2 separate regions of the Homo sapiens genome follow, and region 1 is linked to region 2. A link is an interaction called in ENCODE POLR2A ChIA-PET data of the cell type or tissue named here. Cell type or tissue: A673. All regions are shown on one strand. Each heading gives the region's core, and the rest is flanking DNA. Links, peaks and the distances in the headings are about the cores only. Region 1 overlaps CACNB2 (calcium voltage-gated channel auxiliary subunit beta 2). Region 2 overlaps SLC39A12 (solute carrier family 39 member 12).

The links. Peaks named below come from ENCODE experiments on the same cell type or tissue, not always from the same donor. Only the 100,000 strongest peaks of a DNase experiment are listed, where the experiment ranks them.
Region 1: POLR2A ChIA-PET joins it to region 2 with 6 read pairs; 2 of 35 experiments call an interaction of 5 or more read pairs at or near these places.

The regions. Positions count from the first base shown.
Region 1 is chr10:18,194,369-18,210,658 of GRCh38, reverse strand. All of the region lies in intron 2 of CACNB2 (calcium voltage-gated channel auxiliary subunit beta 2), which reads right to left. Among named protein-coding and RNA genes, the nearest start is that of CACNB2-AS2, 59 kb to the left of the region's middle. In A673, for the core only: no CTCF peak of the experiment used is centred there; no DNase peak of the experiment used is centred there; H3K27ac peaks cover 1,895 bases.
Region 2 is chr10:18,033,852-18,050,141 of GRCh38, reverse strand. SLC39A12 (solute carrier family 39 member 12) reads right to left here. Exons shown (of 13, transcript NM_001145195.2): 13 at 6,857-7,437. The coding sequence ends at 7,309. Among named protein-coding and RNA genes, the nearest start is that of SLC39A12-AS1, 31 kb to the right of the region's middle. RefSeq lists enhancers at 13,153-13,741, 13,742-14,331. In A673, for the core only: no CTCF peak of the experiment used is centred there; no DNase peak of the experiment used is centred there.

The sequences.
Region 1 (16,290 bases), core at 6,582-9,081, 160 kb before region 2:
GGTAGAGTCCTTTATTGTAACCAATTTTCAGATAAGGAAACTGAGACTTAGAAAGACAAATAAATATAACTCAGCGTTATACAGGTGGAGAGTGGCAGAACCAGCAATCCAACCAGGTCTTCTCCCTAATCCCTGGGTTCTTAACTACGACATTCTATTTATCGCCTCTACAGATTCATACCACACCCCAACCCCCACCAGCTTCTAAGGCCTATGGGAAAAAAAACCATTCTTCACCTTTGTTCAAAGACAGTTATATAAAGAGTGGTATGCAGTTTCTAATCTCAATGAATTATCATACCATTTATAACTACTCTAAAATTGTTATATGTATACCTACACACACGTGTACCTGCATGTATATACATTTCTCTCCATTCTGGAGCTGCGTTTTCTCTTCCACACACTTAGATTGGCTTAAGATTGACTATAGCCACCACCACGAATGTATTTTCATGCAATCTAAAAGCCTCATTACTCACCTGGCAGGTATCAACTCTGTCCTGCCACGCTCCCAAGTGGAACCACTGGAAATGTGGCATGGCTAGGAAGAGCTGTTCACTTTCAAACGGGGATATGACATTCCCTCCTCCTGTAACTCAAAAGGAGACCTCTTCTCAACCTTAGCAAAGATTCTCTGAAAAATTAGTCTTAAGGGCCCAGTAGTATTCAGAAATACATCCTTTTCTTTCTCCTATCCATTTCAAAATCTAGACATCCACCAAGGAGCTTTTGGTAGTTTGTCAATGACAAACTATCTGAACTAGTATTTTATCTTTACGAAAATATATAGGTCTTGAAAGAATTTTATTTTTTGGACTACGTTTGGTTTGTCCTATTAAACCTGTCCAGAGAAATATTCAACATGTAAATGACTCAAGACAATCAATAATTTTAGAAATACTAATTTCTAAAGTCAAAAAAGACCATATTATGGTGCCCTAAAAGCAAATTTGTCGGCACTACTTAAAACATGAAAATGTTCAAAACATCAAGTTTGGGTATGCTACATATAAAAAAAAATCAATAGCTAATATAGTCAATTCTTCCCAAACCAGCAACACATATTTAATTATAAGTGAAAAAATAACCTGTTTACAAATTTTCAAACAGACCCCTTCATTGCCTGTGTAATACAGCTCAGAATTATTCCAAATATAAGTATCAAGTTGTAGAACCACACAGCTGACGAAAAAGCAAGCTGGAAACATCTGGAAAAGCACATCCTTACTTCTATTTCCTGCTGCAAAAGTCTAAAAATAGACAGACTTTGAGAGTTAAGAGAATACCTTTCTTGAAAATTTAATAACCATTTGTAACTTAAAGCAGAAAGCCCCTGGAGAAACATATCCATCTATCAAAAAAATAAAAATAATAAACTCAGTGCTCCATGCAGGTGATGTTGCCGTCAAACCATTGTTTGCCTAAGGCATATGATTAAAAAAAATTAAGCCACATTTTTCTGTGATAAAAAGTAATTTTTAAGGCAGATTTCCTGGATGCATTAATAAGACATAACATTTACATTATGTTTCACATGCAGTCAAGCCCATTACCTACAAAAGAGGAAGGAAGCAGTTCTGCAGGTAATGTGGAATGGCAGCTAATCTGGAAAAGATTATATTAGTTTTGCATTGCATCATTTAGTTTCTATTTAAATGTGCACATTCAACTTCCAGCGATTTTACAGTCATCAAATGCCAACGATGATGTGCTCCAGAGAATCCCACCAGAAGAACTCAACATCGCCCTGGGTTCATATGTGGATGTATACGCATCAGTTCCTTAGAATTCTTTAGAATTAATACGTGTTCAGGGGCTTTCTCTCTCTAAACGTCGTATCTTCTACCGCTCAGCCCTTCTCTAAAACAGTGTGCTTAAGAGTTGCCTTTCCAGTAGCTGAGATGACTACAGAAAAGGACTTCAGTCCTTTTTCAGGCTGGGCTCCAGTCTGAAAATTTAACAAATAAGGTGAACAAGCAATAAGGAATGAGGAATAACGTCAGATTCATTTTAAAACAATCTTTTTATTTTATTTTATTTTTTTGAGACAGGGTCTCACTCTGTTGCACAGGCTAGAGTGCAGTGGCACGATCATGGCTCACTGCAGCCTCCAACTCCTGGGCTCAAGCAATCCTCCCACCTCAGCTTGCCAAGTAGCTGGGACCACAGGTGTGCACCACCACACCCCACTAATTTTTTAGTTTTTGTATAGATGGGGTCTCACTATGTTGCCCAGTCTGGTCTCGAACTCCCAGGCTCAAGCGATCCTTCCACCTTAGCATGCCAAGTGTAGCTGGGACAACAGCCACATATCACTACATTCCACTAATTAAAAAAAAGTTTTTTGTGTGTGTACAGATAGGGTCTCACTGTGTTGCCCAGGCTGATCTTGAACTCCTGAGCTCAAGTCATCCTCCAGCCTCAGCCTCCCAAAGTGCTGAGGTTACAGGCATGAGCCACTGTGTCCAGCTAAAACAGCCTTTTTGAAGCTCCTTCTAAATGGCTAAAGGCTTATCAGTCCATGGGCTCATTTACCTGTTTGGGTTTTAGGGTTTAGCATTTGTGTTAAAGTGTTTTTATAGTTCCTCTGACAAGAAAGATGCAACTAATATTCGTAGGTTTCTAAAATTCAGGGTTTAAATAGAAACTTGAGATTTTTTAAAAGCAGCACATACAAAGCATACATATGTCAACTTCTACTATGCAGAATTCTACATCAAAACTGTTAATTCACTCTCCTTTTTGCTGGTACAATGATAACTCCTTTTTCATAACGATGATTCTTTTTACTTATTTGTAAACTATTTTTTAAATTGACAAATAGAAACTATATATATAGTATACAATATGATGCTTTTAATAATAATGGTTCTTAAGTAACAAATGAAGCTAAAGTTTTGCTATGTGATATGCAACATGCAACATAATACATCATGCCCATGTACATGTTAAATATATTTGAAAAGAAAGAACAAAAATTAGTCAAAAGGTAAATGAATGTGTGCAATTTTCTAAGCTTTGCAGTACTGCAGGTGTTTACATTACAGATTTAAGTGACACATGATTTCTATATGTTACAAACTTCAATATATTTTGTAACATTCTAGTAATGCTTATTAACTAAGATATATAGTTTCTCCCCCACCCCACCTTATCCATGAGGGATGCCTTCCAAGACCTCTGGTGGATGCCTGAAACCATGGATAGTTCTGATATACTGTTTCTTCCTATACATACACACCTATGATACAGTTTAATTTCTAAGTCAGACACAGTAAGAGATTAACAATAGCTAAAAATAAAATAGAACAATTATTGGCTGGGTGCAGTGGCTCATGCCTGTAATCCCAGCATTTTGGGAGGTCATGCCTGTAATCCCAGCATTTTGGGAGGCAGAGGTAGGCGGATCACCTGAGGTCAAGAGTTCAAGACCAGCTTGGCCAACATGGTGAAACCCTGTCTCTACCAAAACTACAAAAATTAGTCAGGTGTGGTGGCTCACGCCTGTAGTCTGAGCTACTAGGGAGGCTGAGGCAGGAGAATCACTTGAACCCGGGAGGTAGAGGTTGCAGTGAGCTGAGATCATGCCACAGCACTCCAGCCTGGGTGACAGAGTGAGACTCTGTCTCTAAATAAATAAATAGAAGAATTATAACAATATACTGTAATAAATGTTATGTGAATGTCGTCTCTCCCTCAAAATATTTTATTGTACTGTACTCAAGTTGACCTCGATTAACTGAAATCTTGAAAGAAAACCATGGATAATTGGGAACTACTGCACCAATCCCTCCCCAACAGTGGACTTAAAACTTTGGTTGGCTTAATGCTTACACTGGCATGTCTTACTTCACCTTCCAGCGAAAAATGGAGCCCGGCATTACCCTCCCCACTTTGCTTGCTAAGCTGCAGTGCAGAAGGCACCACTACTGCGCCCCCCAGCATGCTTTTTGGAGAGGACTGGAGCACACTGGGACGTTCATGTGAGAATCTGCATGTGCCCCTTTCTGGAATTTGAGGGAAGTACATGGACGCAGCCTGCGTCTTGCTCCTACATTTCCTTAGACATGTCTGAAAGCCAGAGAGTGGCTGGCTGGAGCAGTTGGTCCCATCGGGGAAAAGAAGGAACATGCACAGCATGAGGGGAATGGGAGAGAAAGAAGTGACTGCACAATGCTGCTGTTTCTGTGGCTCCATGTGACACAATACACAGGTGGGAGGATGAGGTGGACATAGTAGGGATGCCCAGGCAATAGCCCGAGCAGTGGATGCCCCATCTGGAGAGAGGAAGTCAGGGAAGAGGACTGCCTTCAGGAGACAAAGGAGATACAGCTATGTGTCTCTAAGAATCCTCATGGATGATGGCCATGCGCAGTGGCTCACGCCTGTAGTCCCCAGCACTTTGGGAAGCTGAGGCGGGTGAATCACCTGAGGTCAGGAGTTTGAGACAAGCCTGGCCAACATAGCGAAACCTTGTCTCTACTAAAAATGCAAAAATTAACTGGGCAGCCATGGTGGTGCATGCCTGTAGTTCCAGCTACTTGGGAGGCTGAGGCATGAGAATCACTTGAACCCGAGAGGTGGAGATTGCAGTGAGCCAAGATTGCACCACTGCACTCTACCCTGGGTGACAGAGCAAGACTCCATCTCAAAACAAACAAACAAAAAAATTCTCATAGATGGAGAGGGCCTGGGGAGACTGAAAACCGTAGATTCTCTCTCCCTGGACCCACCCCACAGAGGTAAGCATCAACAGATGGAACCCTTGCAAATTGGAGCAAGAACAAAGATGCCTTCCTGTCTCTGATGGGTTGTAGAAACTCTTTGCCTCCTTGACTTCTGATCTAAATCACTGGAGGAGTTAGGTTTTGATGAGGAGCAGGGAACATTGAAACACTACCCTCTTCTCTCCACTCCAGTAAGCTGGAATAGAAGAAAGAATTGAAGATCAGGCCAAGGACCCCATCCAATTCTAAGACTCAGAAGTGTGGTTTGGAGGTCATGGAGATCAGATTTCATTCATATTTGTGAATGGAATTTTAAGCTGCATAGAATTTTGTTGTTTAAATCCAAAATGACTGGTACATTAAACAATACACCAAATATTAAGAAAATGTGCTCACCCAGTGGAAAAGAAAGAGCTGTCATGGCACACAGTTAGAGGCATTGAATGGAAATAAAAATAGTAAAATTCACAGATTTTTGACTGTTCAACAAACTAGTCATGCGCATCCTCTATGCATATATAGACAACAATAACAGCTACCATTTACGAGTGCTCGCTGGGCTAATTGCTGCGCTTAGTACTTTATAAATCCCATTCAATTCTCACAATAACTATATGAGTTAGGTATTAGTGTCCCCATTATACGGATGAGAAAACTGAGGCTAGCAAAGGGATGTAACCTTCCCAATAGTGCAGAGGTAGTAAGTTAATGCTCAAGTCTTTCTGATTCAAAGGACCATGCTTCTAACCACTGGACAGATAACTGTCATGTTAATAACATATGTTGAAAGGAAAGTCCAGGAAATTTCTATTCAATGATACAGATCTTAAGAATTTTTTTTTAAAAACCCTCAAAAACAAAAAACACTTGACATCTACAAATGTATAAACATTAGAGAGTTTGGAATATAGAGTCTTGGGCATGAAAGCCAGACCTTTTTTTTTTTTTTTTTCTGGTAAAGTTTAAGGAATCCAGCAAGAAGTGAAGCATTTTACCACTAGTAGGAACTCATTAAATATTTGTGGCATTAAAATGAAATGAAGCCTACTCTTGAAATTGACTCTATACAGAAAGTACAGTATGGAATGCATATGTGATCAGAAGCAATAACATGTATATTCATTTACTCAACAAGTACTTTTGAATGTTTACTGTATTCTAGGCTGTTTGTCTGGATATCACCAAGTTCTGAATGTATAACGGTAAACAAAACAGGTAGTGTACTTGCCCTCGCAGAGCTTAACACATCCAAATCTATCATGCCATAGTTTTGTTATCTCACTAAATCCAGAGGTTAAATGATTTTGTGGCCTAAGGCCACACATAAAATGTCAGAGCAAAAATTACAAAGCAGGAAATTTGAATCCTATGACAGGTTTAACTTTGAAGAAACTAAATTTTAAAAGAAAAACTATCACTTTCAAGAAAGAAAATAAAAGATTCTGCTTTTGTCAATTAGAGCAAGATTTCCTTATCCCACTGATATTTCAAATAGCCTGGTTAACAAAGGCACAATTCACATCTACAAATAATGTTAGGTCCACCTATTCTACTTAGTAACGGGTGTTTAGTGGTGATGTGTCATTTCATGCTAGACTTTGTTGGTTAATGTATAATCAATATGTTTCATTATAAGGTCAGTCATGAAAAGCATAAATGACACTTTATACAAAAGTTTACATGCAGTGGCTGCAAACACACCATAGCAACAGGGAGAGATTGATGAAAAAGGTTTGGTTTCTATAGCAACTATCGTAGGGACCATCTGTAAGCTGAACTGCAGCAACGGAAGCAAAATGAACACTTTAAAAGTCTGCAGTAGGTCTCTTTGTCTATTTAAACATAATGTTAAAATTAAACGTTTTTTCTCCTATAAGGATAAGCTTCCTCTTTTATTTGCCATTTTGCAATCTGATTGCTTTTTTGTTTGAATGAGCCTGTTTTTATTGAAGCTTATAAATCCAACCTTTACAAAAACGACTGTATTTTCCTACTGAAACTTCTATGCACAAATGAACAATCACAAACACAATTGGCAAAAGCAGAGAAACATGGATTGTGAAAAATTTTAGTATATTTCAAAAGACAGACTATAAAATGCTATTATAAGAACTACGGTTCTTTATTTAGTATCTTTTTTTTTATTCCAACAACCTGCTTTTCATAACAGTCACCACTAGCAAAAAGCAGAGGGAAATTACAACACAATTACTTGTTCATTCTTCATTACCATATATGTAATTGTGTTGTTCCCTCTACAGCCTCCGCTAAAATAATCAACGATCACTCGCCCCGTTATGTTTCTCTATGTATATACACACATACATATGTATGTACGTGTGGGTGTTTATTTATTCATGTTTCCCCCTCATTAAGTCATCTTTTTTTGAAGGTACTCATTGATGTAATGTGGAAAAATAGAGCATTTTAATCTTGAATAAAATTGCTACCTTTATAAGGAAAGCTTTTCTGCTCTCACTCACGGTGTGTTACCCAAAGGATACAAAGGACAAGAGAAAGCTGTAAATATCAAACAAGGAAAAGTGACTAATGCCAGCCAAGGTACAAAACCCTTTTTCAGATAGAGGGGTCACTTTTCACAGCATCCATGCTAACCTGCCCGGCTTGTAAAGTTGCCATGCTGCAACCACAGCTTGGCTGGTATTTAACTACTCTGTGATATCATTCGGCTATAATTTCGACTCTCCAAGCATCTGCCTGTGTCTACTTCAAGCTGGCTGACCAGAATACAGATGAAAGAACAAAATTTTCACTAAGAATTGGATCTAGATGCTGTGGCATATTCCTGTGTCTCTTTTGTACCCATGAGGTACTGCAGAATATTGCAGAAACCTGCTTCAGACCCTGTAGTCTGATATTTTCAAAGAGTGAGTGACAGAATCTTAAAGCATCAATCAAGGAAAATGTTCAGTGATGGCTCGCTTAATGGGGACTCTGTTAACAGCTTTCCCAGTGATGAAAATCCAGTCTTGCTTAACAACAGAGATAATAGGAAACTGACTGAATTATACAGTGTCAGTCTGTATGTCAAGAAAGGGAATTTCAGCATAAAAATGTCACAGATTACAAAGTATGTGCTTCCTGAAACAAAGACAGAAAGGCAAAGAACTTGCTATTTCTTGACGTTACTACATTCCAGATGGATCTTACTCCACAGCCACAACACAGAAGAGATAAACATTCCAAAATAGAACCTGAGAATGGTTCTGGAACTATAGACACTGGCTCAACCTTTTCAATTCATGCCATTGGGCGGCCAATGACTGAGAAATTACTCTGTTCCAGGAACTATACTAAATCCTTAAACTATATCATCTCTAATTTGCTTAAGCCCTTATAGATTGTGTATTATTATCCTTGCTTTACAGATGAGAATGTGAAGTTTTTAAAGGAGTTAAAAAAAAACTTGAAGTAAACAGATGAGCTGATACTTACACCGAGGATATTTTTGACCCCAAAATCCCATGGTTTGGTCCCTATAATATATGGTGGCTCATTTGAGAGTTAGAGAAACCAAGGCCCAGAGAAGATCAGTATATGTACTCAATCATAGCCAGAGAAGAAACTAGAAATTCGATCTGTGTAACCGAGGATCCTCATCATCCAAATCACATAAGATAACCTTCACAGTTCTGCTTGACACCACCCAAGGGAAAGTCAATAGGGTTATCTCCAGCAATACTGTGATGGCTTCCAAATTCACCTCTTTTTGTGTGTTGTCAGCCAACTTTTTCACTGACTTCCTTCACCAGAGAAAGTCAATTCCATTTTAAGGGTCCAAAGCATGTACTCTTCCCTCTCTAATCAAACTACCACCAAAATAGGGAACTGTCTATTAACACAGAGCTGGTAAAATGTTGGTGAAAGGGCACTTTCATAAAAATTAGAATCTTACTCATTTTCTTCCTGGCTACATAATGAAAGATTTTGTCACTTGTTGAAGAAATTATGAGAATTAAAGCAGATGAGAAGGTAGAGAACAGGGATCACTGAAATTCCACCTGTTCTGTAGCATTTGGCTCTCAAATTGTATAAGACATTTTAAAAATGTCAGGGAGAGATTTGTTAAAGGACACAAAATTACAGCTAGATGAGAGGAATACATTCTGGTGTTCCAGAAGACTGCAGGATGGTTACAATTAGTAATAATATGTTATACATTTTAAAATAGCTGTGAAGAGGAGATATTGAATATTCTGTTCAAGAAATTAGTGTTCAAGAAAACGGATATGCTATCGCCCTAATCTGATCATTTCTATATTTTATGTATTGAAACATCACTATGTACCTTATAAATATGTAAAATTATTATGTGTCAATTAAAAACAACACATAGAAATGATACTGGCCCATGCCTGCAATCCCACCACTTTAGGAGGCCAAGGTGGGAGGATCACATGAGGTCAGGAGTTCAAGACCAGCTTGTCCAACATGGTGAAACCCCATCTCTACTAAAAATACAAAAATTAGCTGGACCTGGTGGCGCATGCCTGTAATCCCAGCTACTTGGGAGGCTGAGGCAGGAGAACTGCTTGAGCCCAGGAGACGGAGGTTGCAGTGAGTCAAGATCATGCCGCTGTACTCCAGCCTGGCTGACAGAGTGAGACTATGTCTCAAAAAAAAAAAAAAAAAGATACTGGACCCTATTATAAGGCAGGTATGTGAGAAATCGATCAGGACTACTGTTTTGAAAATTCTAATGAACAACCAACCACAGTGGCTAGAAAATGATAGTGCTCACTATACGTCCATTGAATGAATAAAATAGTAATGCATAGATAAAATGTTCCCAGTAGTAAGTTATTAAGAAATACACAAACATATAACTCTCCTAGAGGGGCATTAAAATGATCACCCAATAGAATTAATTTGGCCATAAAATGGAAGCCAGTGAACGTTAGCCCTATTATACTATTGAAACCAAATTCTTACTGCACAGAGTTGGTATAGATGTCATGGAGGTAAATTTCAACACAAAAAATAAATGTAGTGCAAAGATCTGTTTCTAGAAGCTAAGGCATTCCAGATGGAGCTTCCTTCAGATATGTGGGCATTAGAAAACAACTTCTAAATGGCAATTACTCATTTCCCTATCTCTTAAATTTTTCTTACTTAAGAAATGGGGGCAAGTGACTGCTACTTGGCAACTATAAAATTATTGTAAAAGTGAATAAATTTGATGAAGTTACAAGTTTCTTAGAAAAATCTGGTATAAGAAGACTAAATGCATCAATTTTTTAAGCAGTACTTCTACCGCGGGGAAAAAGGTAGACTAATTCCTCTAAGCAGATAAAATAATAAACAATGCAATTGTACAGAAAACATACCTAATAGTAATGAACACAATGGATCATTTTTACTGGAAGTTTTAAATTTTATTATTTTAAAATATTTACTTTTATAAAAAATTTATTATTTATATTTATGCTCATTCTTATGCACTAATTCAATCAGATTTCCCCTTCCTTTCATGAATGGAAAGGAGCCATATTCCAATTCATGTAAGTCATAAGATATACCAAAGATTACACCAAGCAGAATGAGTTTTAAATTAGTACAATATATGGATTACAGAAGTCAAAATATCCTCAATTCTTTCACAATTGCAATAATGAAGATCTTCAACACAAAAAAACTTTTTTTTTGAGTATAATTAATGTAATACCTACAAAAAGATGTCTAAATTAATGGCACAAATGCAAATGATCACCCTAAGTGCTTTTCAATTGTTGTCACGTATTTAGTATTTTTAAACAATGTTGGAACTTTTTAGTAATTTTTAGGAACAATGTTTTAAAATGTCCACTGTTCAAGGATGTCTGTTTGATTTTTAAAAACAAAAACTAAATGAAGTGTTTGATTTGAGAAGCCACTATTATCTTACTTGATTCTTTTTTGCTCATCTTTGTTTACAACAATACAGACACACACACACACACACACACACACACACACACACACACACAGTTTCATATACAATGCATTGCAAACTCTACAGGTTGCTTCTACCTTAAAATGTATACAGATCCCAACCGCTTCTTCCCAATTCTCCACCAATGTTCTAGACCAAGCTACCATCACACTTCGCCTGAACTATTAGTACTGTAATAGCTTCTTCTCTGGTTTTCCTCCTTCCAGTCTTGCTCCCTCAAAATCTCTTCTCCATACAGAAGACAAAGTAATTATCTTACAGTATATATCACGTCAGATGATTACCCTAATCAAAGTCCATCAAAGGCATTCATTTCACTTAGAATTAAACTGAACATCTGGTATACCTTATAAGATCTGACATTATCCAAACCCTTATCCCTTGACAATCCTGTCTCCTATTACTCCTTCTCCATCAGTGCACTCCAACCATGCTAGCCTTCTGGCTCTCTCTCAAGCCTACTAAGCAAGACTTCTCTCCAGGGCTTTTTCTCATGGGGTTCCATCTGCCCCATGTCATCTCGGGGAGGTTTACTCAGAACTTTGCTCAGAAGCCTTCTCTGGTCACCCTACCTTCAAAATATCAGCCCAATGTCCTCTCACCCTTCTCTGCTTTTCTTCCTAGAAGTTGGCATTACATGACATTTTATTAAATATTAATTTGTTTATTGTATGTCTCTCCACTAGAAATATAAGCTCACTGATGGAAGGGACTTGGTATATTCTTTGTTGCAATTTCTAGAACCTTGAACCATGCCTGTGCATAGTAGTTTCTCAGTAAATGTTTGTACTAATTATTTACTTTAGACTAATTTTCAAAGAGCTGGATGGTACCTTCACAGTTTCAATGTGCCTATCATGCTTTTTTGCTAGTACTTTTCTCAGCGGACACATATCAACATACTTATTAGCACCTATGAGTTGCAAGGTGCTAACTCAGGCATTAGGAGAATCACGAATGCATCTAATTTTACTTCTAGGGAGACTGAAAAAAAGATAAATTTAAATGAGACATTATCCAACATTGCAAAACAATCTAAGTTGAATGCCATGCTATATTAATGAGTGAATTTTAACATTCGGAATATTTACATTTATATTTGGAATAGAAGTAAATTGATTCAAACTAGAGTGGTCATGCAATGCGTCAGGGAGAATGGAAGGTGGATCTTGAAAGCAAGCTTAGAACTTTGACACATACAGGGAAGGAAAGCAGTCATGCTGGGTGGAGGAAATGAAAGCGTGGAAGTAAAAGTGTGGGCATACATTATCAGAGCATGAGTAGAAAACCAATTTGGCCAAAACCCAGCTTTACTTTCCAAGAGGGTTGGAAGATGAATCTGCAAGAACAAAATGGGATTGCTTGAACAGAGGTCTGAATGTCAGGCTATTTTCCAGTAGACAATGGGGAGTCATTTAACATTTTTCATCAATGTCATATCATAAATGTCATGCTTCAGAGCAATGACTCCAGTGACACACCATGGAAAGGAACAGAACAAGGCATGCCCAAAAAAGTAGCACCAACTAGGAAGCTTTGCAGAGTGCAGCGTGGTGAAGATTGATGGCTACTAGCCCCAAGAATCTTCCTATGAGATTTACATATACCCCCAGGTGCCCCCGGTATGAGCTTTACATATATCAACTACTATATGAAATATGGGGTACTGTTGGGAACATATGAGCTTTAAATATATATTATACTATTAACATATATTATTGCATATATTAACTCAAATATTAATTCATTTGAGTTAATATATGTTAATATATTACTTATATGTAATATATGTGATGTTAATATATTACATACATGTAATATGTGTGATATGTAATATATATTAATATATTACATATATGTCATATGAATATATTACATGTTAATTATGTAAGTTAATATGTTACATACATTAACATTTATTATTTATGTATATTTTCTGTATATTATGTAAATTTATATTGTTACTAATATATAATATACAAAATATATAATGTTAATTATAATTAAGTATATTGATTATAATACAATTAATTGACTATATATTAACCATTAATATATATTCATATATAATTTATAAAATATATAAATAACATGTTAATATATGCAAAGCTCATATATTTCCAGCAGTACTCCACATTTCTTTCAGGTGTCCACCCATCCTTCATAAGAGGCCTCACGCCCCAGGAGACGTTGATCTGACTGTTTTTTTGGCTCAAAGGAATCCCATTCTCCCTGTCACTTGTCTGGTCCACAAATCCAGCTGTAAGTTACTCAGAACATGGCAATGCTCTGACTATGGGAATTGGTTCAGGAACCGGCATGTGGCCCAATTCTAACAATGAAATACAAAGAGAGGTTTCCTAGAAACTTCCAGGAAAAGCGCCCTCTTAAGATGCACTTTGGATGTCATCGTGGCCTAATATGAGGATCTGAAATCCTATAACCATCACACTGTTGGCTGAAGGAGGACAGAGCCAGGAGAATCACAAAGAAACACACTGGGGTGCTTGGATTAAGCCTGTGTTGGGGCCTGCTTTATCTCTGGACTTTCAGTTCTGTCAGCCAATAAAATTCTTTATTGCTTAAGCCAGGTTGAGTTGTATTTTCTGTTCCTTGCAGGCAAAAACATTCTAGCTGATATAACTTAGGCATGAAATAATAATGAGTGTCTGGAGTAGGTTATAGGCCAAGAGCTAGAGAGGATGAGAAGGAAGGGATTTGCTCATTCAGGAAGCATTTACTGAGTGTTCCCTGTGGGCCAGGCCCAAATGCTAGGTGCTAGAAGAACAAGACGAGGAACGAAACACAGGCCTGCCATCAAAGAGCTCTGTATCTGATAACTATCAACCAATGTCATGATCATTATAGGGAAGCACTGCCCAGGGGGCTAAGAGGCATAATGAGGTTCCCTATGGGGAGTGAAGAGAGAGAATGAGAGGCAGAGAGAAGAAGAGAAAAGGAGAGAAGAGAAGAGGGGGAGGAGAGGGGAGGAGAGGAGGGGAGAGGAGAAAGAAGCCCAACAGGGCATCCTGAATTCAACAATAGCAAGAAAAACTCAGGATGGGCTGGATCAAAAGACACTGAAAAATCCAGGAAGACAAGGAAATTGACTAGTAATTGAAGGCCAGTTACCTGGAAAACAATTGTTCTAAAGTCTCCCTAAATTACTTTTAGGAGAAAGTGGTTCACACACACAAAAGGCATTTCAGTCACAGTGATGGCATTAAAGAAAAAGATAACCCCCTTTGGAAGGAAGATGAGTTTGTTTTAGACACCAGTGAAATGAATAGATGTGATAAAAGTTAAGTCTTGCATCAGTAAGTGATTGGCACACAGGGAGCAGTCAAAAATGTTTCTTTGGCCAGTGCAGTGGCTCATACCTGTAATCCCATCACTTCGGGAGGTTGAGGTGGACAGATCACTGGAGTCCAGGACTTCGAGACTAGCCTGGGGAACATGGCAAAGCCCCTTCTCTACAAAAAATTCAAAAATTTAGCCAGGCATGCTGGAGCACCCCTGTAGTCCCAGCTACTCGGGAGGCTGAGGTAAGAGGATCACTTGAGTCCAGGAGGTGGAGGCTGCAATGAGCCATGACCAGGCTGCTGCAATGAGCCATGATCAGGCCACTGCACTCCAGCCTGGGCAACAGAGCAAGACCCTGTCTCAAAAAAAAAAAAAAAAAGTTTTGTTGGTGGTGGTGCTGCCATTGTATTGTTAAACAGCTTAGTAGTGTCGGTTAAAGTCAACTTTGAAGCCACATAGTGGGTACAAACCCCACAGTTACAAGCCATGTAATTATAAGCAATTTACTTAATCTCTGTGTCACATCTGTAAAATAAGAATAGTAATAATAATATTAGCTTCCTTTTGGCAGGGATACGTTGTGGATCAAATGAGTTAATATGTGTAAAGCTCATGCAAAACAGAGCCTGGGGACATAGTAAGTGCTCAGTGCTGGCCATCACTAGGGTTACTATTGCTGCTGAGATTCACAGAGAGAGAAATAAAGAATTTTAAAAAGGAATCACAGAGATCCAGATAAAAGCTTGTTTTGAAGACTACAGATGCATTTTAATTAATGAAACAAAGAAGAGTATGCTCTGTACCAAAGAGTTGACTCTGATGACAAATGCAAGTTCATAGACATTACACAGAAAGCGACAGCTTTTACTGCTTTTTTTCTTCTTCTGCAACAACTCAAGGAGAAATGGACCAGTGTCAGAACCAGTCCACAGATTGAGGGGTGAGCCCCACCACTTATCAACGAATGCAGGTATCACAGTGACAAAGAGCCATCTCTGCCTGGTCAGGCACCGACAGTCTGAACAGTCTAAAGAACAGAGAACATTCTTGGCACGTGCATCCCAGCATTGCTGCGCATCTCTCTGGCCGAGAGCCAGGAGCTCATAATCCACGCTCTCTTGATGAGTGGAATGCATTTATGAGACATTTACCAAAAGCTGAGACACAATCTGTAACCCCAGCACAAAGTGAATCTCGTTGACCCACCCAGAACTAGAACTGGGATCTCGCCTGATTGGTCCCACTTGATACCCCCTGAGAGATCAATTATCCCAGAACCTCTCTGATAGCTGGGGTGGGTCAATGTGTGTTGATGGGCTTGTATGTGTAAGCATTTCCTCAACTGGTATGAGAATATAGTGCTGGGCGCTTCCGTTTGAAGCACTGATTCTGTCTTCCTCTGTTTACATTGGAACTTCTCCTGTGGCATGTAAAGCCTCAAAATATGCACTTTTATATAAACTTACTAAACTGCTAACAACTGTTTAATGACTGCCTAAAATAGCTGGAGTGAAAAAGAGCAAAGCCCATTACATTTTGGGAAAGCATTCCTGAGGTCATCTTAAACTCTCCTTTGCAGTAGCTGGATATTTAAAGAAATGCCATATCTTCATTATACTTGGTCATATATTTTTAAACTCTAAGGAAAAAAAATTTGAGACCATACACATCCTAAGAATCAGCCTCATTGAAGGTCTCCAAATGCTGAATTTAGAGCTAAAAGTTTGAAACCAGAGCAATTCTTATTTCTGAAATGAATCTTCTGAGAAACTGGAAATCAACATCACTATAAAGTGAATGGACATCATGATGTCGAAACTGTATTCCATGTCACATGACTGGAACTGCTAAAAACATAATTGTAGGAATGTTCGTTTCATAAAACACAGACTTCAGCACAGAATTTTGTAAAAGGCCTGCAAAGATAAGGTTGAATCTGGATATTTTCTCAGGGACAAAAAGACTCCAATTCTCATCTTTCAAGTGAAAATCTTCTAATAGGAGACACTAAACAAAATATATCTCCCCCACACCCATCTATTGCCTCAGCTGTGATTGCCTGTCCCAGAATGAACAGGTCTGATTTAAAAGAGGACATCACAGAGAGGAACCTGATAAACTTAAAGCCTTTGTTGGTTGCCCTCAGGGCACAACACCAGAAGCCCATGGGGTACCTGATAATTACAAATTGTCTGAGCTATAAAGATGTCCAGAATCTTCTAGAAGCCCCTTCTAGAAGATTCTAGAATCCCTGACAAACTGAGCTATAGCCTACAGTCTTTACAACTTTGAGTCTCATTGTCA
Region 2 (16,290 bases), core at 5,706-8,205:
GTAAAATGGCTTCTCTTGAGGGCAGACCTTGTTAAGAACAGAAAGCTCTGGTGTATTTCCAAATGGCTGCTTTCCCCCTCTCCATGCCGGAAGCACTTGTTGATTTTTCTCCAGTCTTCACTGTGAGAACCTGGTAGGGTTCCTGGAGGTAAAAATCATGCAGGTGAGGGCCCTCCATGCAAAACTGGGCCATCCTAGGGTTTTTAGCTCTCAAACTTCTCTACAGTATGATTCGAGCAATTAATCAATGCCAATCTAAGGTTTCTCTACCTTGTTATTGGATACTGGTCCTGGGTCCTGCAGTGTTTTCTGCTCCTGGGCTTCGGCTTTGGTAAGTTGCAGTTCTCTGTATCTGTCTCTTACATTTTGAGGCCAACAATTTGCTCTGCGACCTTTGCTCTCTGAAGGACCTTAGAAGAATTGTTGCTTTTTAGGGTGTTTGACTTTTTTCTTGTAATGATTTCTAAGCTCCTTACGTGTCAGAGTGGAATCCAGAAGTTCCATATGGCAGATTTTTGAACACATAGGCGACTTCACTCATTATCTTTTTGAAATTTTAGGTTGTTTAATAATGGCACAATCTTCCAGAGTTCTTACAGATTTTTTTTTAATTTATTTTACTCGTTTCTTATTTCCAAAGCTAAATATAACACAGTGGTGCCAAAAATAATGAAATATAGGTTGTTTTTTAAAAAAGCAAAATCATATCATTTAAATACCACCCCTTAGGAAATATTATGAACATTTTAGCATATAGTCTTCCAGAACATTTTCAATATGGATATATGTGTAATATATCATACTGTATATTCACAACACTGGAATTATATGCTTTGTTGGTAAATTGCTTTTTTACTCAATGGGTTGTGAATACTTTTTATAACTATAAATATTTGCTTACAATACAGGATTTTATTCTTCCAAGGATATTAGTAGGGATCCCTTGGAGACTTCTACAGGAAGGAAAGGGAGAGACCAAGAAATTAGAGCCCTGATTTCCATTCCTTGGCTTTTACCAAGGCAGTTTTAAGAGCATCTGTGCAGATTCCACACAAGTTTTTCTGTAATAAAAAGGTCTTATTGCTTAAAATATAAACCTATATATTGAAAGCTGCTGCCCTGCATGTAGATTTCTCCTCTGTAGTGTCATTCTCAAGAGCTGAAGGGCATTCTGTGTGAGGTTTACTTTTGAGGTTTACGTGACCCTATCATCCATCATTCAAGCTGCTTTCAGCTTGATTGTCACTTTTTTAGAAGCGTCATTTTGTTGTAGACATAGTTACGTGTCTTCTTGGTTTGTGTATCTACATAGCTAATAGCCGTGTTCTCTCTGTTGTGTCCAGTCTGTTGAGTTTGTTGAAGAAAATGAACCTAAAGAGAGAGTGACCCTTAGTGACACTTTCTAGTTTGCAGTCCTTAACCTAGGTTTTAAAAATATAATTCTTCAAATATTTATGCCGAGGAGAATCCCAAGGGCTTTGATGTTTGGGAATATTCCTCCTTTAGAAAGTTCATTAGTTTCCCAGCCGGGCGTGGGGGCTCATTTCTGTAATCCCAGCACTTTGGGAGGCCGAGGCTGGCATATTACCTGAGGTCAGGTGTTCAAGACCAGCCTGGCCAACATGATGAAACCCTGTCTCTACTAAAAATACAAAAATTAGCCAGTGTGGTGGCGGACGCCTGTAGTCCCAGCTATTCAGGAGGCTGAGGCAGGAGAATTGTTTGAATCCAGGAGGTGGAGGTTGAAGTGAGCCGAGATCATACCACTGCACTCCAGCCTGGGTGACAGAGCGAGACTGTCTCAAAAAAGAAAAAAGAAAAAGAAAAAAAGAAAGTTCATTAATTTCCTAAGGCTGCTGTACAACCAGTAACCACAAACTGGTAACTTCAAACAGCAGAAATGTATTCTCACAATTCTTGAGGCTTAACATCCAAAATCCAGGTCTCATCAGGGCCAGGCTTCCTCTGCAGGCGCTAGGGAAGGATCCTTCCTTGCCTCTTCCTAGCTTCTGGTGGTTACTGGCAATCTCTGGCATTCCTTGGCTTATACCTGCATCATCCAGTCCTCTGCCTCTGTCCTCCGTTGGCCATCTTCCCTGTGTGTGTGTCCCCTCCTCTTCTTACAAGGACACCAGTCATATTGGATTTAGGGTCCACCTAAAACCAATACAATCTCATCCTACCTTAACTAATTATATCTGCAGAGGCCTTATTTCCAAATAAGTCTACATTCTGAGGTTCCAGCTGGACATGAATTTTGGGGAAATACTATTCAACCTACTGTACTAATGGCTTCTACAAGAATAACAGAACCTGCCATAAGCTGTGTGCTATTTGATGTGCAGTGGATGAACCACCCCTTCCACTGGGGAGAGAGTCCTTACTTCAGGATTGAATGGCCTGTATTCAGTGAGATCTTAAAGGATCATCTAGTCTAATCTCCCATTTTTCAGAGGAGGAAGTGTAAGCCTGAAAACTCACAGACAGTTGCTGCTAGATCCAGAGCTAGCACCTCTGATCACTTTCTTTACCATCCCATAAATCAACAATTAGAAAACCCAGAAGGCAACGCAAAAACTTACTGCATAGGTTGCAAGTCCCGATAGGGGGATATTAACATGAACTGGAATAGTAAAAGTAACCTCAGATAACTAAGACCTTATAGGTGAGAAGGCTTGATTGAGCAGGACCAGGGAAGACTGTAAAGATTATTAAGATTGCTGGATTAGAATTCAGGGATCTAGAATTTAGTCTTAGGTAAACTCATTTCCAGAGATAAGAGCTTAGGTAGTAATTCAGACTCGTTGAACCTCAGTTTCTCTATGCAGAGGGGGTGCGAGGTAGAGATTAGTATCACAGACTCTGGAGCTTACTTCAGCTCTGTAAACTTGAGCAAGTTAATTGACCTTTCTGGGCCTCAATTTCTTCGTCTGTAGAATGGAATTGTAAACCGCATTACACCTATAATCACAGGGTTCTTGGAATTAAATGACTCTCATAAAGCACTATTAGCAGTATCTGGTATATAATAAGTGCTATAAAAATACTTGCTATTACATCACCATTATAAATCAAAGAGTTGGATTAAATCTCTGAAGCTGGTTCCAGGGCTAGCACTATGTGATACTGTGGGCTGTCTATGATCACTCTGCATACCCTGAAATTTAATGGAAATGCTGAGACAGTGAGACCCATCTAGTCAGTAAAGAAGAAATCCCAGATAGTTTCCAAAATGTGTGCTGTCCCACTGGAGCACTGCTTAAACAAAACCAGGCCTCCAGTGAGCAGATGCCCTGTTTACCTTGATGGTGTTGGACTCTTTTCAGAGGTGGTTTGATTTCCTCAGCAGGTGCATTGGTAACAGGAGAAATTAGTTGAACTGCTTTTTGTCTTCCCTGAGTTGAAATCAAACTGTGACAATAACAATGACCTCAGACAGTTTCTTCTCTGTGAGTCTCCATTATTCAACCTTAGGAGTGTAACTGGAGTGGAACAAAATGGATTTCCACTTGTTACGAGATAAAGAAGAAGAGAGAGGGGCTCATGCTGCTTGTAAGCCTGGAAGGATGGGCAGAACGGGGCACATCAGAGGGGGCCCCCATGTCTCCAGCTCTGGAAGTTGAGTCAATATGAAAAAACATTCAGGACAACTTCAAAGGGCTGGTGGGAGCTGGTTTGGAGATCTTATTGAAGATTGCAGTTATATAAAAAGGCTTGATCTCCATTTTCCACCAAGAAAAAAAAAAGATCTCATTGACCAAAGGTACAGCACTGAGAGGTAAACTGTGATGAAAGAAGGGAAGACCGATGGTGATGATGATGATGTTAGTGATAACAAATTAACATTTATTGAGCCACTAGTATTTTCCAGGCACAGTGCTAAGTGCTTCATGAGCAGTATCCCATATTGACCTTACCACAATTCTGTGAGGGAGGGTCTCTTTTTAGCCCTATTTTACATAAGAAGAAACTGCCGTTCTAAGAAGTTACAAGGCTATTAGGCAGTGTAGCTGGGATTTGAACCAAAATTATAGTTTATAGCTTGAATTCTTAATGACTGCCTAGAACCCAACTGATTAGTGCCGTCTACCCAAGTGGTTAGTAGCCGCATGACCCAGCCCTTCCTTTCCAGTTTAGGTGGGGAAATGAAATTGTAAATGTGCAGAACCCAGAGAGGTGTGTCTCATAAGAAGAGGCACAGTCTCACCTCCAAATCTGAGTTCTGGGAAGCGGGGGAGGGATTTGTAGTGACCACAATTGATGGACACGTTTATTTAAGACTTCTGTCCTGTCCAGCATGAAGCAGTGGAACCAGCTTCCCAGGCTCTGCTCTCAGCACTACAGAAACACGGGCCGATTCCCCATCCCTAAAGATGGCCCTGTCTATGGATGATAGATGTTCACATAAGATTTCTGTGTGATATGCTCTTTGATTTTTCTCCAGAAGCATTTCTAGTTCAGGGAAAAAAATAACAACGACAAGTCAATCACCAAGTCGAAATACAGTGGAATGCTAAGTTTAAGCCTGGGAAACATAAATACCCGAATGTTATTGAGAAATCTGGTTTCAAGGAAAACACCATTCACCCCAAAGATCAGTGAGTAACACATAACTTAAATAGCTTAAAGCTATGACGTTATGGAGAGTCAAATTTAGACCCTGCGCATATTTAGAAAGCAAATAGTTGCCATCATCCTTTTATTCTTGCCACTCAGTTTTGAGGAATAGTGATGTTCTAGCAATTCTAAGTCTGCTTGTGGCTGGAGGTCCATTACAGGCTAGGGTTTGTTATCTGGAACCTGAACTCCTTGGAAGAACACAAAACCAGTGTTAAGGCAGAGGAGGGGAGAGATGGTGATCTAGAAAGCTGTCCCCAGGGTCCAAGGCAGCACACTGCTCTTCAAATGACTTCTGCAGATGACCACAGGTTTCCGCTTACAATAAAGGCACTTTGGTGATAGGCTTGCAAACACCCACTGACGATGTCCTCCTAAATCCTCTGACAGCTCACTTCCTTTAAGCCTCTCTGCATACTATTTCCAACCTCAGCAGGGGGTTAAACTTAACTTCCTCTAACTTGAAGGTGAGCAGCTCATACCAAGAATTTTAATTTAGCCAGCTCTAAATGACTCCAAACTTGAACTTGGAACAAAGTCGTCCATCAGAACTTTTCTAATTAAAATGGCATAAATTAAAGCTTAAGGTCAAAATCAGAACCCGGTCACAGAAACCAAAACACAGACAGTGCCAAGTATTTTGACCTCCACACCATGCTGACCTGTACAAAGAGATTTTTGTTCAGCTGCAGTTTATCCTCTTAAAAAAATGGCAAAGCTCTATGTATCAAATCTGCTTACCTTTTAGGGAAAATATGAATATGAAAAAAACTGCTGCATGGAGTCCTAATTCAATAATTCCTGGGATTGATCTGATGTCCCATGGCATGCAGACAAAGAAATGGGTGTTTCAGCCCAGGAGCTCGCATCTAGCATGTGGTTTGTAGACGTGTTAGCCTACTTACTTAAAAGCACATGACTTGACTTGGGCAACAGAGGTGTGCGCCTAAACTTTCTTGAAGCCAAGTCGGCCCAACATCTATCACACCAGTGGTACTGAGTGGTGCCCCATCCAGCAAAAGCAGCATCCCATGGAAGGAGTTCAAAATCAAGGTCACAGGCCTCACTCCAGACCTACAGAATCAGAAGAGAGGGATGGAGCCCAGCGATCTGTCTTTTTGTTTAGTTCTTGAGATAGGGTCTTGCTCTGTTGCCCGGGCTGGAGTGCAAAGGTACCACCATAGCTCACTGCAGCCTTGAACTCCTGGGCTCAAACGATCCTCCCACCTCAGCCTCCCTAGTAGCTAGGTCTACAGGCATGCACCACCACACTTGGCTAACTTTTTTTTTTTTTTTTGGTAGAGATGAGATCTATGCTATGTTGTCCGGGCTGGTTTCAAACTCCTGGTGGTCTCAAATGATCTTCCTGCCTTGGCCTCCAAAAGCACTGAGATTACAGGCATGAACCACCATGCTCGGCCAAGCTCTGTTTTTCATAGATAAATATTCTGGTTAATTCTTGTTTGTGCCAAAGTTTTAGAACTATTGCACTATCCAGTGATGATGCATGGCCTTTGCTTAAATTAAGCTCTAAAGACAACTGGAGAAAAAATCCACCTCATTTTGGAATCAAAGAAAGGTAGTTGAAAAAAAAATATAGTGTTTGGGTAGGGCATAGCAAAACAAACAAACAAACAACAACAACAAAACCTACTGGTGAGTAAGAGATAGGAGAGATGTTTTTGACTGAGCACCATGAGTCATTTTGGGAGTAAAATGGGTTTTTTCCCTTGTCAAGAAATAGCATTTAAAAAATAAGAAAAATATAAGGCATCTGTTTTCTAAGAAAACTGACTAAAGCCAGGGTTATTTTCTGTTTCAACACTTTCGCTAGGTTATCAGTAAATTGCATGTACATTTCATGAACTTACCTATTGAAATCCTGTTCAGGATTCTGTTTCCTCAGAAAGAAGATAAAATATATCTCACGTGTTAGTGAGATTATTCCCATAAATATTCTCTGTTAAATCTGTGAGAGTTTAGGCATTCATCTACTGCCTGACTCCAGTTTTGTTACTTTAAAAATTTTGAACTTCATCTTATGTTTCCAGCTCCCCTTGCCTGGAACAGATTTCATTTGACGACTTACATAGAAGAATGCTGACATGTTATCCTTTAGGTCTCCCAAAATGGCTTGTTCACAAGCGCTCTAGAGTCAGTGGGTGAACTATACATTGTTTTTTTAAGAGATGACTCAGAATCTGACATCCAGTAACAGAAGGTAATAAAAACCACCATATTAAAACTAGTCTTTATTACATTTGCTTGTCACTTAACTTGCTTATAGTTTATAATTGCACAGGGAAAAAAATTAACATCAAAAAGTTGCAGTTGATTTTACTCCAACAGGCATCTGTCCACTTTAAATTCTACAAACATTCTTTCTTAGGGAAAAAATCTATTTTTTAAAGTTTACTAAAATTCATGCAGAATTTACTAACTACTTTTTAAAAAGCAAGAGCTTCATCATGGTGTTGGAAACCAAAGACAAAATTTCAATTAAGGACAGTCTGATATTTATATGTTTCCAAAAATAAAACTGCATTATAAAATTAATAAGTTAATGAATTGAAAGAGACACACTTTGCCTAAGATAAAAAATTCTTAATTTAAAAATCATTATAGAGTGCAATGAAAGAAACAAAGTAAGACTATATAAATGCATTTTTGAAAGATGTTGAAGATCCTCACTTATATTTTAATATTTTGCTCATATATAGCCAAGAGCAGGAGAGAAAGCCAACCTAGGATCAATCCAAAGTTTTGCAGGAGAAACATCATCCAGGGTCGTTGTGTTTGAACATGAGTCATTTCAGGAAGCTAAAAAAAGAATAAAAAACCAGAATAAGATCCAGATATATTCAACTGCTGGGAAAAGCTTGGTGGGAAAACATGAGCGACTGTTATTCAGAACTTAATAACCTTTAAAATTCCCAAAACAGTTACAAAATGCTGAATACCTACTCTACCATGTCTTTGAAATGTAAGCTAAAAGTAAGCCATTTGATTGTGGTTATGAGGATCCCAGGATTGGCAAAGTCTTTTTTTTTTTTTTTTTTTTCTTTTGAGGCAGGGTCTTTGCCCTGTCACCCAGGCTGGAGTGCAATGGCTGCGATCACATTTCACAGCAACCTCCTGGGCTCCAGCAATCCTCTCACCTCAGCCTTCCAGGTGCGTGCCATTGCACCCAGCTAATTTTTGCATTTTTTTGTAGAGATGGGGTTTCCCTGTATTGCCCAGGCAGGTCTCAAGCTCCTGGGCTCAAGCAACCTGCATGTTGCGGCCTCCCAAAGTGCTGGGGCTTATAGGCGTGAGCCACTGCACCTGGCCTTTGGTAGAAGTCTTAAAATGACATAGTTACCAACCAAAAACAAACCCAACTCTTACTTTTCAGAAAATGTTTAAATGTGAAGTAAATAATGCATCAAAATTATTATTTTGGACTGTTCTATTAGGCTTATAGAACTACTATATGCACAGGTTGATGTAAGGCATATATACATATTATGGGAGGAGGGAGGAAGAAAAGGAGAGAGAGAGAGCGATGACTAAGATCCTCCTGATCTTTAGAACAGTAAGGACATTATCTCCTGTGGCTACATATATATATGTATACATATATACATATACATATATGTGTGTATATATATACATATACATATGTATGTACATATATATACGTATACATATGTATGTACATACATATACGTATACATATGTATATACATATAGACACATATGTATATACATATGTATACATATGTATACACATATATACATGTATATACATATATACACATATATACATATGTATATACATATATATACACATATATACATATGTATATACATATATATACACATATATACATATGTATATACATATATATACACATATATACATATGTATATACATATATATACACATATATATGGTGTGTGTATGTATGTGTGTGTGTATGTGTGCGTGTGTGTGTGTGTGTGTGTGTATATATATACATATATATATATATAAAGTTTTTTTTTTTTGAGACAGAGTCTCACTCTGTCACCCAGGCTGGAGTGCAGTGGTGGGATCTCAGCTTACTGCAATGTCTGCCTCCCGGGTTCAAGCAATTCTCCTGCCTCAGCCTCCTGAGTAGCTAGGACTACAGGCATGTGCTGCCACACTCGGCTAATTTTTGTATGTTTTGGTAAAGACAGAGTTTCACTGTGTTGACCAGGCTGTCCTGTGGCTATATTTTATTCTCAGAGAAACACATGGCAACTATTTCATGTTTGTGAAATGGCCTAACACCATTTAGAGGGAAGGGTTCACTCACGCATCTGTGTGAAGTGCCCCAAGGTGTATTTGTCTCAAATTATTTCAAAGCCCTCACCCTGAGAAGGTCAGAGCAAGCATACCTCTTTCATTACACAGTCATTTCCATTGGGACACAGGCTCGTGTCAACAAGGATTGGAGATTTAACTCAATCTTGCCATTTTGGGCCAGATCATCCTTCATTGTGAGACCCCTCTCCTGTCCATTAGAAGATGTTGTAGCAGTATCTATGGCTCCTACTAGATGTCAGCTGTGTCTCTGCCCACAATCATGGCAAGCAAAAATGCCTCCAGACACAGTCAAATTTTCTCTGGGGGATAAAAATCACCTCCAGTAGAGAACGACTCAGATTATTTTATCGATCAAATGAATGATCAAGGACTTTAGGTTTATGGCAATAGAAAATGGCTTGACACTTTTTTTTTTTTTTTTTGAGATGGAGTTTCACTCTTATCGCCTAGGCTGGAGTACAGTGGCATGATCTCGGCTCACTGCAACCTCTGCCTCCTGGGTTATGGCGATTCTCCTACCTCAGCCTCCCGAGTAGCTGGAACTATAGGCATCCACCACCATGCTTGGCTAATTTTGTATTTTTAGTAGAGACAGGGTTTCTTCATGTTGGCCAGGCTAGTCTTGAACTCCTGACCTCAGGTGATCCACCTGCCTTGGCCTCCTAAAGTGCTGGGATTACAGGCATGAGCCACCATGCCTGGCCAGGTTGACACATTTTTAAGTACATGGAGAGGAGCACCCTGAATGCTCTGTTTGAGATATTTCTTCATCTTAGGTAGTTATTTCAATGGCATGAGGGTGGTTTACTATGACCTGCCATCTCACATCCCGGCATGGAGCAATGGACTCAAAGACAAAGTAGGATCCAGAACTGCTCTCCTGGGTGGACCATTTTAAACAAATTACATGCTCTTTTGGTGTCTTTATGCCAGGTTTAAACATGTTATACTTTAGAAAAATCTTATCTGATTCATCAATTATAAATTCAAAATGCCATTTTGGAAAATCTATGGAATGTGGATAAAACAGTCTATATTTTCAATTTTGTAGTAAAGTGACTTAGCAAGAAGCAGCTGAAACATCTGATTTCATGTTTTATATATTACGTATATGTTTTAAATTACATATATTTAATGTTTGAACTATATGTAACTGTTGCAAGTTTCTCATATAGTTAACAATGGATTTATGACAAACTTTCCCCGTTTCCTCCTAAGTGGCGAATGAATATCTTTCATTTACTAAATGCCTTGATATTAGTTCAACATTCAGAGTGTTTTGGTTTCTAAATGCCTTGATATTAATTCAAAATCCACAGTGGACATGGCAGAATTCTAGATTAAGGCTTATATGTATAGGGAAGAAATAGTATTTGTTCTCAAAGAGCTTGCATTTGATGGTACTCTTGAGGGATTAACAAGGTACATACATGGGAATTTTCCAATACCTTGTTTTTCTTTTTTTTGATTCAGGGTCTCACTGTTGCCCAGGCTGGAGTGCAGTGATGTGATCATAGCTCACTGTAGCCGTGAACTCCTGGGCTCAAGCAATCCTCCCACTTCAGCCTCCTGGGTAGCTAAGACTGCAGGTGCATACTACCCTACCCAGCTAATTTTAAAATTCTTAGTAGAGACGAGGTCTTGCTATGTTGCCTAGGCTGATCACAAATGCCGGGGCTCAACTGATCTTCCTGCCTCAGCTTTCCAAAGTGTTGGAATTACAGGCATAAGCCACCATACTCAGCCCCAATCACTTTGATTCTCAATAGTTTTCAGTATTTTTTAATAGTTTTCTCCAAAGCCAGACAACATAGGCCACCACCTTCCTTTGTCCCAGTAAGCTGCATCTCAAACTGCATCTGTGAGACACAATCATACCATCTGTGGTCATTTACAGGCTCAAACCTTGATTACTCTAATTTCCAAATATGGAATAAGATCTTGTGTAGTTCCCTCTCCTCCTCCTCCTCCTCCTCATTTTTCAAACAAGATTATTAATTATCTTTTGTAAAACATGGCTGAATTAACAGCATATCCCATCTCTGTCCCTACTGCCACCTGGCTGTTCTTAGTCTTTGGTAAAGTACACAGTAGAAGTGTTTTCTGGAAAGGTTTTGTTTGCAAAGACTTATAAAGTATAGGTCATTTATTGAACCATCACGATTATTTTGAGTGGACTATTATGGAGAAAAATATTTTGGGCAAGATAGACGCATGGTAGTAAAAATGGTTCTGGTTCAAGAGATAGAATTTGAGATGACTTTTCAAATCATCAATATCTTCATGAACCTACATTTTGGAAAGCTCACTTTTGAATTTCCATCTTTGCCTCACACTTCCAGGAAGGGTCTTTGGCTGAGGAGAAGTAGACCCTAGATTTGGGTCGATCAAATCACCAAAATGTTTTAGGTACAAAAACACAGAGCTAGAATTAATATCTTGTAAATTATAGCAGAATTTCAAGCTGTTTCTGTTTTGACTAAATCCAAAACATGTCCCAGTTATTTTTATTTATTTATTTATTTATTTATTTATTTTTGAGACAGAGTTTCACTCTTGTGGCCCAGGCTGGAGTGCAGTGGCATGATCTCAGCTCACTGCAACCTCCCCACCTCCCAGGTTCAAGCAATTCTCCTGCCTCAGCCTCTGAAGTAGCTGGGATTACAGGCACACACCACCACACCTGGCATATTTTGTGTTTTTAGTAGAGACTGGGTTTCACCATGTTAGCCAGGCTGGTCTTGAACTCCTGACCTCAGGTAATCTGCCCACCTTGGCCTCCCAAAGTGCTGGGATTACAAAATTGTCCCAAATTTTTAAAACAATTGTCCAATCCATTATTTTTCTCACTAGCCTTAGTTTATAAACCTGCTGCTTGCTTGGAGGATTTAATACCTATTGAATTGAATGCATCTTTTATGAGAGTCAGTGACCCTACTCCCAGTGAGAAAATTAAGAATTCTTTATTCTTGTATATAAATGACGGCATTATCCACCAGAAAACACCATGAACATTTTCACAACTCCAGAGGCAACATTTACATGGAATACAATGTCTTCAGGAGTTGCAACAGGCTCCTGTATTTTTTTTTAATCGAAATAATGGACCCTATGATAACTTGCCATACAGTTAGCTGTGCTTTTTTTTTTTTTTTTTTTTTTTTTTTTTTTTTGAGATGGAGGCTCACTCTGTCACTAGGCTGGAGTGCATTGGTGTGATCTTGGCTCATGGCAATCTCCACCTCCCGGGTTCAAACAATTCCCCTGCCTCAGTCGCCCACGTAGCTGGGACTACAGGCACGCACCACCATGCCTGGCTAATTTTTTGTATTTTAGTAGAGATGGGGTTTCATGATGTTGGCCAAGATGGTCTCCATCTCCTGACGGTGATCCGCCCACCTTGGCCTCCCAAAGTGCTGGGATTACAGGTGTGAGCCCCTGCACCTGGCCTAGCTGTGCCTTCTAGCAGCACTTCTTTCCTGCCAGGTCTTTCAGGTTGTCCTGGCTACAAAGTCTTATGCAATGCTTATTTTATTTGCCTTTCATTTACATCTATTTATCACGTCCTTTCTTACATATATATTTCCCCCCTTTTACTTCTCATAATCCTGCAAGTGATAAAACTATTCACTCCTTTCAGTTTTGAAGAAACATTAGCTCAGAGAGGATAACAGCTCACCCACAGTCACATTGTTGTGATGTCAGAAAGAGGACAAGAAACCAGGTCACCTCCTAACTGTAGTGAACATACAAAGAACTGCAAAGATCAATTCTCTATCTGAGATTCACTGTTTCTATCTGAAATTCATCCTTGTCTATTATGACCAAGGGCGAATTGGTCTAATTAGAAAAAAATGGAAAATATCAATGGTAGAAATGTCCTATTAAGCATAAAAATGTCACTGCACTTCATGAAAATTTGATAAAATACATGATGCAATCAATAATGAATTATCAATAATCAACACTTAATAAATCAATAAACAATAACAGCAAACACACCAACAGAAAATCAGGCAAAAGATACCAAACAGGTAATTCAAGAAGAGGAAAATCAAATGGTCCAAAAAATTTTGGAAAGAGGTATAATCTATAGCAATTTTTAGGCTGGGCATGGTGGCTCACACCTGTAATCCCAGCACTTTGGGAGGCCTAGGCTGGCAGATCACTTGAGGTCAAGAGTTCAAGACCAGCCTGGCCAATATGGTGAAACGCAGACTCTATTAAAAACACAAAAATTAGCCAGGCATGGTGGCGGGTGCCTGTCATCCCAGCTACTTGAAAGGCTGAGGCAAGAGAATCGTTTAAACCTGGGAGGCGGAGGTTGCAGTGAGTCGAGACTGTGCCACTGCACCGCAGGCTAGGCGACAAGAGTGAGATTCCATTAAAAAAAAAAATATATATATATATATATATATATATATATATATATATATATATATATAATTTTTAAAATGCTAACTGCAAGATGCCAATGATATAGTTATTAGGCTGCCTTTGTTGTAAAAGATATCACGGGGGAGGAGCCAAGATGGCCGAATAGGAACAGCTCCGGTCTACAGCTCCCAGCGTGAGCGACGCAGAAGACGGGTGATTTCTGCATTTCCACCTGAGGTACTGGGTTCATCTCACTAGGGAGTGCCGGACAGTGGGCGCAGGCCAGTGGGTGCGCGCACCGTGCGTGAGCCGAAGCAGGGCGAGGCATTGCCTCATCTGGGAAGCGCAAGGGGTCAGGGAGTTCCCTTTCCTAGTCAAAGAAAGGGGTGACGGACGCACCTGGAAAATCGGGTCACTCCCACCCGAATACTGCGCTTTTCAGACCGGCTTAAAAAAACGGCGCACCACGAGATTATATCCCACACCTGGCTCGGAGGGTCCTACGCCCACGGAGTCTCACTGATTACTGGCACAGCAGTCTGAGATCAAACTGCAAGGCGGCAGTGAGGCTGGGGGAGGGGCGCCCGCCATTGCCCAGGCTTGCTTAGGTAAACAAAGCAGCCCTGAAGCTGGAACTGGGTGGAACCCACCACAGCTCAAGGAGGCCTGCCTGCCACTGCAGGCTCCACCTCTGGGGGCAGGGCACAGACAAACAAAAAGACAGCAGTAACCTCTGCAGACTTAAATGTCCCTGCCTGACAGCTTTGAAGAGAGCAGTGGTTCTCCCAGCACGCAGCTGGAGATCTGAGAACCGGCAGACTGCCTCCTCAAGTGGGTCCCTGACCCCTGACCCCCGAGCAGCCTAACTGGGAGGCACCCCCCAGCAGGGGCACACTGACACCTCACACGGCAGGGTATTCCAACAGACCTGCAGCTGAGGGTCCTGTCTGTTAGACGGAAAACTAAAAAACAGAAAGGACATCCACACCGAAAACCCATCTGTACATCACCATCATCAAAGACCAAAAGTAGATAAAACCACAAAGATGGGGAAAAAACAGAACAGAAAAACTGGAAACTCTAAAACGCAGAGCATCTCTCCTCCTCCAGCGGAACGCAGTTCCTCACCAGCAACGGAACAAAGCTGGATGGAGAATGACTTTGACGAGCTGAGAGAAGAAGGCTTCAGATGATCAAATTACTCTGAGCTATGGGAGGACATTCAAAGCAAAGGCAAAGAAGTTGAAAACTTTGAAAAAAATTTAGAAGAATGTAAAACTAGAATAACCAATACAGAGAAGTGCTTAAAGGAGCTGATGGAGCTGAAAACCAAGGCTCGAGAACTACGTGAAGAATGCAGAAGCCTCAGGAGCCAATGCGATCAACTGGAAGAAAGGGTATCAGCGATGGAAGATGAAATGAATGAAATGAAGCGAGAAGGGAAGTTTAGAGAAAAAAGAATAAAAAGAAATGAGCAAAGCCTCCAAGAAATATGGGACTATGTGAAAAGACCAAATCTATGTCTGATTGGTGTACCTGAAAGTGATGGGGAGAATGGAACCAAGTTGGAAAACACTCTGCAGGATATTATCCAGGAGAACTTCCCCAATCTAGCAAGGCAGGCCAACATTCAGATTCAGGAAACACAGAGAACGCCACAAAGATACTCCTCGAGAAGAGCAACTCCAAGACACATAATTGTCAGATTCACCAAAGTTGAAATGAAGGAAAAAATGTTAAGGGCAGCCAGAGAGAAAGGTCGGGTTACCCTCAAAGGGAAGCCCATCAGACTAACAGCGGATCTCTCGGCAGAAACCCTACAAGCCAGAAGAGAGTGGGGGCCAATATTCAACATTCTTAAAGACAAGAATTTTCAATCCAGAATTTCATATCCAGCCAAATTAAGCTTCATAAGTGAAGGAGAAATAAAATACTTTACAGACAAGCAAATGCTGAGAGATTTTGTCACCACCAGGCCTGCCCTAAAAGAGCTCCTGAAGGAAGCGCTAAACATGGAAAGGAACAACCGGTACCAGCCGCTGCAAAATCATGCCAAAATGTAAAGACCATCGAGACTAGGAAGAAACTGCATCAACTGACAAGCAAAATCACCAGCTAACATCATAATGACAGGATCAAATTCACACATAACAATATTAACTTTAAATGTAAATGGACTAAATTCTCCAATTAAAAGACACAGACTGGCAAATTGGATAAAGAGTCAAGACCCATCAGTGTGCTGTATTCAGGAAACCCATCTCATGTGCAGAGACACACATAGGCTCAAAATAAAAGGATGGAGGAAGATCTACCAAGCTAATGGAAAACAAAAAAAGGCAGGGGTTGCAATCCTAGTCTCTGATAAAACAGACTTTAAACCAGCAAAGATCAAAAGAGACAAGGCCATTACATAATGGTAAAGAGATCAATTAAACAAGAAGAGCTAACTATCCTAAATATATATGCACCCAATACAGGAGCACCCAGATTCATAAAGCAAGTCCTGAGTGACCTACAAAGAGACTTAGACTCCCACACATTAATAATGGGAGACTTTAACACCCCACTGTCAACATTAGACAGATCAACGAGACAGAAAGTCAACAAGGATACCCAGGAATTGAACTCAGCTCTGCACCAAGTGGACCTAATAGACATCTACAGAACCCTCCACCACAAATCAACAGAATATACATTTTTTTCAGCACCACACCACACCTATTCCAAAATTGACCACATACTTGGAAGTAAAGCTCTCCTCAGCAAATGTAAAAGAACAGAAATTATAACAAACTATCTCTCAGACCACAGTGCAATCAAACTAGAACTCAGGATTAAGAATCTCACTCAAAGCCACTCAACTACATGGAAACTGAACAACCTGCTCCTGAATGACTACTGGGTACATAACGAAATGAAGGCAGAATTAAAGATGTTCTTTGAAACCAATGAGAGCAAAG